3 separate regions of the Homo sapiens genome follow, and regions 1 and 3 are each linked to region 2. The links are chromatin contacts, found by Hi-C or POLR2A ChIA-PET in ENCODE. All regions are on one chromosome and are shown on one strand. Each heading gives the region's core, a stretch centred on a gene start or an enhancer-like site at or near the end of the contact. The rest is flanking DNA. Distances are from core to core; before and after follow the strand shown. Region 1 overlaps TTLL5 (tubulin tyrosine ligase like 5). Region 2 overlaps TTLL5 (tubulin tyrosine ligase like 5). Region 3 overlaps TGFB3 (transforming growth factor beta 3).

The links. A loop is a pair of places that touch in the nucleus more often than their neighbours do. ChIA-PET counts read pairs that join two places held with the same protein, here RNA polymerase II (POLR2A). Pooled maps may share reads with other maps.
Region 1: a map of psoas muscle shows a loop between it and region 2 (5-fold over the local background). The contact joins two enhancer-like sites. A Hi-C loop is called at or near these places in 3 of 168 maps with a recorded cell type or tissue (OCI-LY7, gastrocnemius medialis and psoas muscle), 1 of 37 single-sample maps with no recorded cell type and 2 of 50 pooled maps. POLR2A ChIA-PET finds 5 or more read pairs at or near these places in 7 of 52 experiments (A549, OCI-LY7, PC-3 and 4 more).
Region 3: a loop to region 2 is called in a map of GM11168, with 2.0 times the contacts of the local background. The contact joins two enhancer-like sites. A Hi-C loop is called at or near these places in 42 of 168 maps with a recorded cell type or tissue (CD4-positive, alpha-beta T cell, CD8-positive, alpha-beta T cell, GM11168 and 35 more), 2 of 37 single-sample maps with no recorded cell type and 20 of 50 pooled maps. POLR2A ChIA-PET finds 5 or more read pairs at or near these places in 15 of 52 experiments (BJ, CD4-positive, alpha-beta T cell, GM12878 and 10 more).

What each region holds. Positions count from the first base shown.
Region 1 is chr14:75,939,464-75,942,919 of GRCh38, forward strand. All of the region lies in intron 31 of TTLL5 (tubulin tyrosine ligase like 5), which reads left to right. Among named protein-coding and RNA genes, the nearest start is that of TGFB3, 41 kb to the right of the region's middle. Within about 2 kb of position 1,811, at least 3 of the 41 ENCODE cell types and tissues checked have a DNase peak (open chromatin) inside an H3K27ac peak, as active enhancers do; they include gastrocnemius medialis and psoas muscle, where a contact is called at or near this core.
Region 2 is chr14:75,904,125-75,907,671 of GRCh38, forward strand. All of the region lies in intron 31 of TTLL5 (tubulin tyrosine ligase like 5), which reads left to right. Among named protein-coding and RNA genes, the nearest start is that of TGFB3, 76 kb to the right of the region's middle. Within about 2 kb of position 1,492, at least 8 of the 41 ENCODE cell types and tissues checked have a DNase peak (open chromatin) inside an H3K27ac peak, as active enhancers do; they include gastrocnemius medialis and psoas muscle, where a contact is called at or near this core.
Region 3 is chr14:75,959,106-75,962,484 of GRCh38, forward strand. TGFB3 (transforming growth factor beta 3) reads right to left here. Exons shown (of 7, transcript NM_003239.5): 6 at 1,818-1,971; 7 at 1-240. The coding sequence ends at 82. Among named protein-coding and RNA genes, the nearest start is that of TGFB3, 21 kb to the right of the region's middle. RefSeq lists a silencer at 1,272-1,321. Within about 2 kb of position 1,251, at least 3 of the 41 ENCODE cell types and tissues checked have a DNase peak (open chromatin) inside an H3K27ac peak, as active enhancers do.

The DNA of each region.
Region 1 (3,456 bases), core at 561-3,060, 36 kb after region 2:
CAGCCTCATACTTCTGGGCTCAAGCAATCTTCCTGCCTCAGCCCCTGAGTGGCTGGAACCACAGGTGTGCAACACCACGTCCAGCTAATTATTTTATTTTATTTTTAGTAGAGATGAGTTTCTCTATGTTGCCCAGGCTGGTCTCAAATTCCTGGGTTCAAGCGATCCTCCTGCCTCAGCCTCCCAAAGTGCTGGGATTATAGGCATGAGCCACCATGCCCAGCTGGACCATTTACTTCTCACCTTCTTTAGGTAACTGAAAGTGCTATTCTCCTAATCTTCAGATAGAGAACTGGTATCCAGCACCCTCTTTGACTCATTAATGCTGCATCTGCTACAGGAGGAATGAGGCTGAATTTTTATCAGACTAGAAGCTATTCTAGAAGAGGCAAAATCCACCCCCACCATCAATCTGTCTTTTGAACTCAAAGCTATATAAAAATCCATTCTAATGCCCCACCAAAGATTTTCTCCAGTGAGCAGAAAACAAAAATCATTATCCTTAAATCCCAGAGGTTTGAGGCTTGTGAATAGCATAAATCAATTTATAGCTCGTAGCATTGTTTTACTCTACCACTCTTCATTACCAGAGCTCCCTATAAAGAAATTAAATCTTTTTTTTTTTTTTTTTTTTTTGAGATGGAGTCTCACTCTTGCCCAGGCTGGAGTGCAGTGGCGCGATCTCAGCTCACTGCAAGCTCCGCCTCCCAGGTTCACACCATAGGCTGTCTCAGCCTCCCGAGTAGCTGGGACTACAGGCACCCGCTACCAAGCCTGGCTAATTTTTTTGTATTTTTAGTAGAGACGGGGTTTCACCATGTTAGCCAGGATGGTCTCAATCTCCTGACCTCATGATCCACCCGCCTCGGCCTCCCAAAGTGCTGGGATTACAGGCATGAGCCACCGCGCCCGGCCGAAATTAAATCTTTTTAAGAAAGTGAAGAAACTCTTCATAAAAGAAACTCTCCTTTTAATAATTCAGCCATTTATTTTATAAATCTAGGTTTTACATGTTTATATAAAAATACACCAGATATACTCAAGTAGGTTATGCTTCGAAACTAGCATGGTAGATACATCATAGAATTAGATCCCAAGAACATTGATTTTAGTCAGCCTTAAAATTTTTAAATTTTCATAACAGGGTGGTTATTAAGTATTCTTATGCCAAAAAACCTCTGTCAAACATGTTAATCAGTCTTCCATTAGGATACTTACTATCTAAATGTAGTTACAAAAAGAAACACTTTTCACTGAATGACATTTGAAAGTCTTTCAGAGATTTATATCTCTCTATTCCGTGATAAAATGTTATCATGCCCATCTGATGGGTTTATTATAATAAAATAATCCAGAATAGGGGGAACATGGTTTTTTACAGGTTTGTGAGACTTAAGTATATCTTCAGAAATGAGTTATGTGCATTTTTCTTAGAAGAATTAGGCTTGTTGTATTAATGACTATAATTCTTTATAGTAGAATTCCTTAAAATAGCATTGTATTAAAATTATTCAACACTCATTTGCGAGTAGAAAGGAAATCTTCCCCCATAGATGGACACTTGAGCTCTTGTTGGTTTTAGCATCTGAACTGAACCAGATGCCTGCATTACTCATGAGAAATTAAAAAGGATTTCTGGGAGGCCATGAGGGCTTGGTGGTGCTGCTGTAGTCAGCGGCTCCCATGTCCCATGTGGCTGCATTGCAGAGTTCCTTGGGCTGTCTTTGCTCTGAACAAACCCCTTGCAGCTGTGCCCGGCGCCTTTGTGACAACCCAGGCAAGGTTTCATGAAATGGATCTGATGTTCTTGTGCCTGTGTTATTCATTCCAACATACTGGAGCTATGCCCAGGAAGGTGAGGGGCAGCAGGTTGGCCCACACACCCCAGCTGTCCGTTTCTACTAATGTCACTCAGGATATAAATAAATTGATTCATTCACTTCCTTTCTTATCAAACCAGAATGTTGCCAGAAGATACTACCAGGGCTGCCCAGATCAGTTGGAAAGGCCTTAGGGACAAATCTTTAAGAGGTAAACGTCTTTGCATTTAGGTAATATTTTAAATTAAGTTTTTAATTTTATTTTTCTTATTCACTTCAGACCTTGGAGGGAGAAAAATAACTTTGGTTATATGTTCATAACATTTGAGGTTTGAGCCTTCTTTATTTGTCCCATTTTCCAGATAGGAATTTTTTCTTTTTACTGTATTCTTTTTTTCTGAGACAGGTTCTTGCTGTGTTGCCCAGGCTGGTCTTGAATCCTGAACTCTTGAGCTCAAGTGATTCTCCCTCCTCAGCCTCCTAAGCTGGGATTATAGGTATGTATCACCACACCTGCCTGGCTTAGGGCCTTCTTTATTGGCAGAAAATTCATGATGAACTTTTTTTTTTTTTTTTTTTTTTTTCTGAACTGGAAAAGCTATGAGTCATAGGATTTCATAAAAATGCGGTGGCTCACACCTGTAATCCCAGCACTTTGGGAGCCGAGGCAGGCGGATCACGAGGTCAGGAGATCAAGACCATCCTGGCTAACATGGTGAAACCCATCTCTACTAAAAATACAAAAAAACTAGCCAGGTGTGTGGTGGCTGGTGCCTGTAGTCCCAGCTACTTGGGAGGCTGAGGCAGGAGAATGGCTTGAACCAGGGAGGCGGAGCTTGCAGTGAGCTGAGATCATGCCACTGCACTCCATCCTGGGCTACAGAGCAAGACTCTGTCTCAAAAAAAAAAAAAAAATGTGTATCCCTTAACCTTCAGACAGCTGATGAGTGGTAGAAGCACTGGCCTGGAAGTACAGATTGCCGCTTACCACATCAGGCCTTTTGTTGTTTGTAGAAGCCTAGTTTGTATTGTTAGTTGGAAGTCTTTTGCCACCCATAGGGTAACAGCGCTATTGATCATCAGTCAATCAACTATTTACCAAGCAGCTCTCATGTAAATATTTATAAGGCAAAATGCTGGGTGCCCTGGGTCATGTGAAAATTTGTAAGATGCGATCTCAGCACTTAAGAGTGTAGCAGTGAAAATAAGCAGTATATGCAAGACAAAGTCCCTCCCCATGTGCCTCCAAATGATAAAAGAAACAATGATTTAGATCGTTTAGGAGGGTCTCTCCACCATTCCTCTCAGGTAACTTATGCTTCCAAATGAGCACGACATGTGAATCTGCTCTTGGCTTCAATGGTTCTTCATTCCTAGGTGATTCTCATAGTGCAGTTTACCTTGGCAAATGTTGATCACAATGTCTAAAAATACTTGCATTCTCTATGGCCTAAACACAAGCCAGTCATGTTAGTTGGGTGCTAACGAAAGAACAGAAGGATGGAAGTATAAGTGTGTTTGTTGGACTCCCTGATAGTTGCCGAACTGGCATGATGTATTTTACAGGTGCTTTAAGACTTTTTAGGGTAGTTCTGAATATATTTTATGTTTGTGTTGCTTGTTGACTTTAGGACTA
Region 2 (3,547 bases), core at 242-2,741:
AGGATGTGTTCTCCACTGAACATTTTAGAACCTGAATTCAAGAAATACTTGATGGGTATCTATTCACCTCACTCCTCCAAAAAAAAAAAAAAGGAAAGAAAAAAAGAATTACTAGAACATGGTAGTTAACTATATTTTTAAGAAAGTAAACCTTCACCTGGGATTGTTATGAACTGCGAAGTAATGGCACAAGGGAATCATGGCCAAGTGTGAAGGATTTCTGTGAGATACCCTATGAGAACCCCTTTGGCTCTTCAAGTTTGCTTCTGCTGGAGAAGTTCACAAACCCAAGGAGTTCCCTGACTATACTTCATTTGCGTGTCTGATTGATAAATTAAGTGTTGAATTGAACTTTGCATGCACTCCAGCTGAGCCAGTTGGAAACTTGGGTGGTCAGGTGGGTCATACTTGCAGCATCTTGACCGTGAATTACTGTTTACTGACTCTTGGTAACGTTATTTAGAAGATTTTGTGGCACTCATACTGAACTTGGTGTCAGTATGAAACCACAGAGCAAGAAGAAGAAGTTGTATTTCTTCCTGGCTTCTCATAGTGACCTTTCCCTGCTAATTCTACTTTATGGTAACAAGCAGATCATTCTTCTTCATTGTTTAGGTAGTTTATTACTTACTGCTTTTGTCACCAATAGGCTCTGGGCCTCTGAACTTTTCGAATTTGTTTCTACTCTGATTTTTCTGGTGTTCCTGATCGTTAGTTAAAGAAACACTGAGGTGCATGATATAGTAAGCTTCAGGCATTTTCTATACTTCCCAATGAACATTTTACCTTCACAGCATTAGTAACTAAATCTGTTACAGTTATTTGTACAACTAGTAAGTAACTGCCAGGCACACCAACATTTGAACTGAAAATCATTTGCTTTCTGTATTACAAGTAGATTTAAAGCAGTTCTATCCTAGGGGTTCAGAAGGATATCCTACAAAAAGGAGATTAGGTTCCTAGTAGCAACATTTTTCTGTAAACCCACAAGAAAGAAGAACAACTCTCATAATAAGTCTAAAAGTTTACACCTCTCCCTGAGACCTGGGAAGCGTGTGCCTATGTAGGAATCCCTAAACCATCTTTGAAAGGTATTTAGCCCATCTGGTCCAGTTAATTCAATCCGTTAAACATGATATTGAGTCCAAGACTATAGCAGAAGTCTGTTTTCTAGTTCCTTAATTCTTCCTGTAAGTCTTGCCTGCCAGGCTTTCGGCTGTGTGACTGTTCTCTCGCAGTCTGAATGAGATAGTGATTCGTCCCAGGGCACTGTTGAAAAACAACTCAGAGTCCTTTCCTATAGATGGTGGCTTAATGGCATTCTTGGTATTATGAACATTAAATGAGATAGTGAATTGAAAGCTCTTAGCAGAGTACCTGGAGTACTCCATGAATGTGGTTTTTCCTTGACTTACCAACCTCAGGCTTTATATTAGTAGTTTGCTGTGGAAGGGAAGTTTTAGAGTCAGCAAATTTGGAAACTTGAGAAGGAAGCTGGAGTGAGAGCTCTTGGCCCAAAGCCAAAGTCGTTGGCCTTCCTTCTTTATAACTGTGGTGTTCTTCTTGAGTTCTGAGGTGGTGATGGTAAACTAAAATAGCAGAGAGCAACAGATTAGATAACTGACATTTCTCTCATGCTGATTTGATAATGTAAACTACCATTACTGTAGGAGTCTGAAGCCGCAGCAGCTGCCCTCATCCCTGCCCCTTAGCTTCTGCCTAAGCCTTTCCTGTTCTGGAGCCCAACCTCTCCCTCCTTTTATTTTTAAGCTCTTAGTAGTCTGCAATTGGTGGAAGGGACCTTACCACCTTTAGAAAATCAATGATGGATTTCATGTGCAAGCAGTGAGCAGTGTCCTTATTAAATGTTCGTTGTTTCTGGCCCTAGTAAAATGTACTATAGCTTTGTGCTTTTTGGATGGGGATGGGGCAACAGCACATCAGTGTGACTCTGACTGCCCACTTCGTTGGGTCCCTGAGACAACAAGAGAAAGGAACATTACTATATAGTAAACCCTGTGGAGCCAAAACCCTAAGGATCTAGATGTCACTTTAACTTTCAAGCAAAATTACTTGCCTGGCAGCTCTCAACAGAATGGCCTATTTTCATGATCAGATTCTTACTCTTTTCACCACGTGTTGTATAGTTTTTGGAGCTCCTGGGTGGATCTGGAGTACAGTCACATAAAACCCCTGATTGCTCCCCAGATTTTCTTTCCAGAGCCAGAGGGGTAAGAATTTGGGTTGATCACCCACTTTTACGCTGTTCAAAAGCAAAAGAGAGACTGTGAATTGGAATTTGACAGGAAGTGGGGTGGCGTTATCTGGGGGAACGGTGATCCCCTTAACCTAGTTTCAGATTTTACCTTGTGTCCTTTGGGCCAAAATCAAATGTAGTGTTAAGTAGAGATACTTTTTTCCATTTTTCAGGATCTTTGGATACTCCCCAAGTTATTTTCGCCACATCCAAACCCTTGCCCACACAATCTGAAGCCCTTGCTACAGTTATAGGACAGAGAAAATCAAAGTCGGTGAAGTCAGGGCCAATTTAAGGTAACGGTAAGAATAAGAGCATATTTTTATCATTTTCACTTGCTGACTTTATACTACAGCAAGAGACTTAGTGGCTACCAAAAGAAGTTCTAGCTTCTCAAAATGACAGTGAAGTTGGGGCTTTATAAACCAAAACTTAGAAGGATGCTCCCAAACTGGGTCAAAGTTGAGCTCCAAATAGTTTGCTCCTATAATGGTCTACCAGTAGGTGGCGCTGTGGCAGTAAGAACTTTCTCTACTATTACTAGAGGCTTTTGTTTAAAAATACGAGGATTTTAAGACAATTCAAATAAAGAAACTAAAACCATAATTGAGTTATCACAAAGTATAACATAATATATGGGAAAACATGATATTTGAAGGTAAAGTTGCAGTAGTTGCAAAAGAGAATGGATATTTATTATTAAGGCTTTTAGACTAGAATTTATAAACTGGACTTTCAGATTATGGGAGGCAGGGAGGGAACAAATTTTTTTTCAAATTTTGGTGAGGTTGATGAATTGTGTTTTTGCTGAGTTACTTAAATAAACATATGCTATAATTAGCAGCAAAACAAACTGTAAACCTCATCCTCCATCCAACCAAAAAAAGCTCATACACCGAAGGCATGGTCTAACTTGATTTTGTGAAGCTGTTTCCACACTTCACCAGCACTGCCGTCAGTATTTTGTTCCCAGCCATGGCCTTCAAAATTTTCCAGAAAATTCTGCGAAACTTCAAGGCTTTGATAATTCCTTTCCTCTTTGTTCTGCCCTACACACTGATGCATTAACGGCACACCTGCCATGAGGCTAATACTCTTCTTACCTCTGGGGGAATATTTATAAACTTATTTGAGAAACGTTATTCATCAGAATACCCCAGGAGTGCAAAAGAGAGAGGAAAATTATTTACCCACCACAGGATTCATTTACATTGGATCAGCAAGCTTCAAATATCTTTCCCTAGCCCATCTAAACTCTTCCCAGAAAGGAATGAGAAGAGAGAAGGGAAC
Region 3 (3,379 bases), core at 1-2,500, 55 kb after region 2:
TTGTTGCTTGTGTGTTTCCCGAGGAGCGGGCAGTCAGGCAGTGGTGGTTCTCTCTCCCCTCTCTCTGTCGCACGTGGGGTCTCAGCTACATTTACAAGACTTCACCACCATGTTGGAGAGCTGCTCCACTTTGGGGGTCCTCCCAACATAGTACAGGATGGTCAGGGGCTCCAGGTCCTGGGGCACGCAGCAAGGCGAGGCAGATGCTTCAGGGTTCAGAGTGTTGTACAGTCCCAGCACCTGGGAAGGGACATGTCAGTGAGAGGTTGGAAGGCCAAGTCTCAGGCCTGGAACCCAGGAAGTCGCCCAGTTCCAGGGGCAGTCCCAGAAGCTGAGCAAGTGCTAGAATGGCCACGGGTGCTCTTTAAGAGGAACTGTTGGGGGCCGGGTGCAGTGGCTCACAGCTGTAGTCCCAGGACTTGGGAGGCAGAGGCAGGCAGATCACTTCAGGTCAGGAGTTTGAGACCAGCCTGGCCAGCATGGTGAAACCCCATCTCTACTAAAAATACAAAAAAATTAGCTGGCTGTGGTGGCAGGCGCCTGTAATCCCAGCTACTTGGGAGGCTGAGGTGGGAGGATCACCTGAATCCAGGAAGCAGAGGTTGCAGTAAGCAGAAATAGTGCCACCGCACTCCAGCCTGAGCCACAGAGTGAGTCTGTCTCAAAAAAAAGAAAAAAAAAAAAACTGTTGGAACCTGGTTTGGGTGAGTGAGTAGTTGTGTAGTTGCTGTTCATCCACAATGACAGAAGCAGAACAACTGCACTTGTTTGGGGTGATGAGTTGAAGCATATGACAGTTACTACACTGATAACGAATTATCTTGGCTTTTTTTTTTTTTTTTTTTTTTTTTTTTTGAGTCAGAGTCTCACTCTTTCACCCAGGCTGAAGTGCAGTGGTGCAATCTTGGCTCACTGCAACTTCCGCCTCCTGGGTTCAAGCGATTCTCCTGCCTCAGCCTCCCAAGTAGCTGGGATTACAAGCGCGTGCCACCACACCCGGCTAATTTTTTACATTTTTGGTAGAGACAGGGTTTCACCATGTTGGCCAGGCTGGTCTCGAACTCCTGACCTTGTGATCCACCCGCCTTGGCCTCCCAGAGTGCTGGGATTACAGGCGTGAGCCACCGTGCCCGGCCTATCTTGGCTTTTAAGAAAACACTTACATTGCTCTTCCTAGCTGGAACTGATCACTTCGGTGAGAAATGTTCTCACAAAACATTGCCTTGAGCCATTTAGTAAGTGCAGCGTGCAGGGCCCCAGACAGGATGCAGAAACAATGAGCTAGAAGGAAACATGCTTCACAAATTACTGCCCTATTTTTGATTCCCCTCAAGGGAAAGACAGACTAGTTTCAGGGGTTGTGGACTCTCGGCTATCTCACTTTCTGTTCCTAGCATTTCAAATTAGCTTCTTGTCCATCCTTGTTGTTGTCTTTCAGAGTAAGTTTTCTACATTCGAGAGGCTGGAATGATCAGAGTTCTGATAGAAGCCTTTCTACTTCAGTGTTCCTTGCCAGCCACATGCACATATCTCTGACATAGGGTAACACGTGGCAGTTAATTAATTTCTACGGTACAGAGAGCTTTGGACAAAGCAAATTAAAAAGCTGGTTGAAACTATGGTAGGAATTTAAAAGGGCAGAATGTGACTGAGTAGAACTGAGTCAGGGTGCCAAGATCAGAACCTTCACCAGAGGAATTTTACTCACCCCAGACCATCATTTGCTCACTCAACATTCAATCCTTCACTCATTCTTTTTAACAAGTGGTCTGGTCGGTCAGCCCCAGTGCCTCAGATGGCATGAGCCTGCTCCATACCGTGCTGTGGGTTGTGTCTGCACTGCGGAGGTATGGGCAAGGGCCTGAGCAGAAGTTGGCATAGTAGCCCTTAGGTTCATGGACCCACTTCCAGCCCAGATCCTGTCGGAAGTCAATGTAGAGGGGGCGCACACAGCAGTTCTCCTCCAAGTTGCTACAACAAAAAACATTTATAGAAAATCAACTTAAAACCACCAATAAAAGAAACTTCATGAATGCTCTCATATTCTCCCTTGGAGTCCTTTCATGCCATCATAGGTGGCTCTGATCAATGGAATCCCAGGTTCAAGGGCATGGGGCAGAAGAAACCAGAAAGGCACATTCATGTGTTAAAGACCAGGATCCCAAGGATGTAAGAAACAGAGATAAATGCTGCATGAGGAAGAGTAAAGAGGCAAAGGTGGCCCTGCACCCTTTTCTATCACAATACAAAGCAGTGCTATGAAGCGCTCCACATAAAACCAAGCACTGAATGTTATTAGCCAACTCAGCTTTGTTGAGGTTGGTTTTATTTTTACCCTCCTAATGTGCACCCAGACAGAAATCAATTCTAAGTTTATGCAGCTTGACTACTATAGTAGGTGACTGCTGAGACTCAATCCAAAGGCCATTTAGCCAAATAAGGCATATCCTTCTATTAGAACCGTGGTTCAACAGATCACCCAAATGTGATTATCAGGCCCCTTCAATTCTGTTGCCTACAGAGATCATTTGGCAATAATACCGCTTGCCAAGTGGACAGCTAGCCTCTGCTTTAATATCTGCTGAGACTTAGAACTTGCTACTTCCAAAGGCAGCTATTAGCCAAAATCTGGCTTCTTGTGGGTTCCAAGGGTGAACCATGGCAGACACCATTGGTTATCTATTCAATAACCATTCCTAACTCCCTTCTCCCTTGTGACATCCCATTACAGAGTCGAAAACACCAGATGCTCCTTTTCCTGTCCTCCCTTGAGAGTAGCGGTGGTCATGTGACCCAGTAATGACCCATCAGACAAGGAGAAGTATGCAGGGGGTAAGGGCAAGTTCTGGCAAAGATATTCGATTATTTATAAAAGTGACAGATGGAAGAAGAAAGCTTCTGGCTCTTCCCCTTCCCTCATTCCTTCTTGTCTTAAATGTGGACAAGGTGCCTGAAGCCCTAGCAATCACTTGTGACCATAAGGAAAAGGATGAAAAGCCAACATACTAAGCATGGCAGACTGGAAAGAGAGAAAGCCTGAGTCTTCGGTGGCATCATTAAGCAGCCAGCCCACCCTAACCCTGCTGCTACAGGCCTCTTGTGAACAAGAAATCACTATGATTAAAGTCACTGGCCAAGATCATTCGTTCCTAACTGATTCGTTCCTAACTGATAACTGATTCGTTCCTAACTGATTTGTTCCTAACTGATGGAATAAATAAATCTACATGCCAGCCTTTGTGGCAACTACCTTGCCTCTCCTATACCTTGCTGTTGAGCTGTTCCCCCAACTGAACATCCCTAGTTTCCCAAGCCCAACCATCCTCATAAGACATGGTTTCCAGATCTAAATATTTCCCAATTCGTTCTCCCCAGCTTC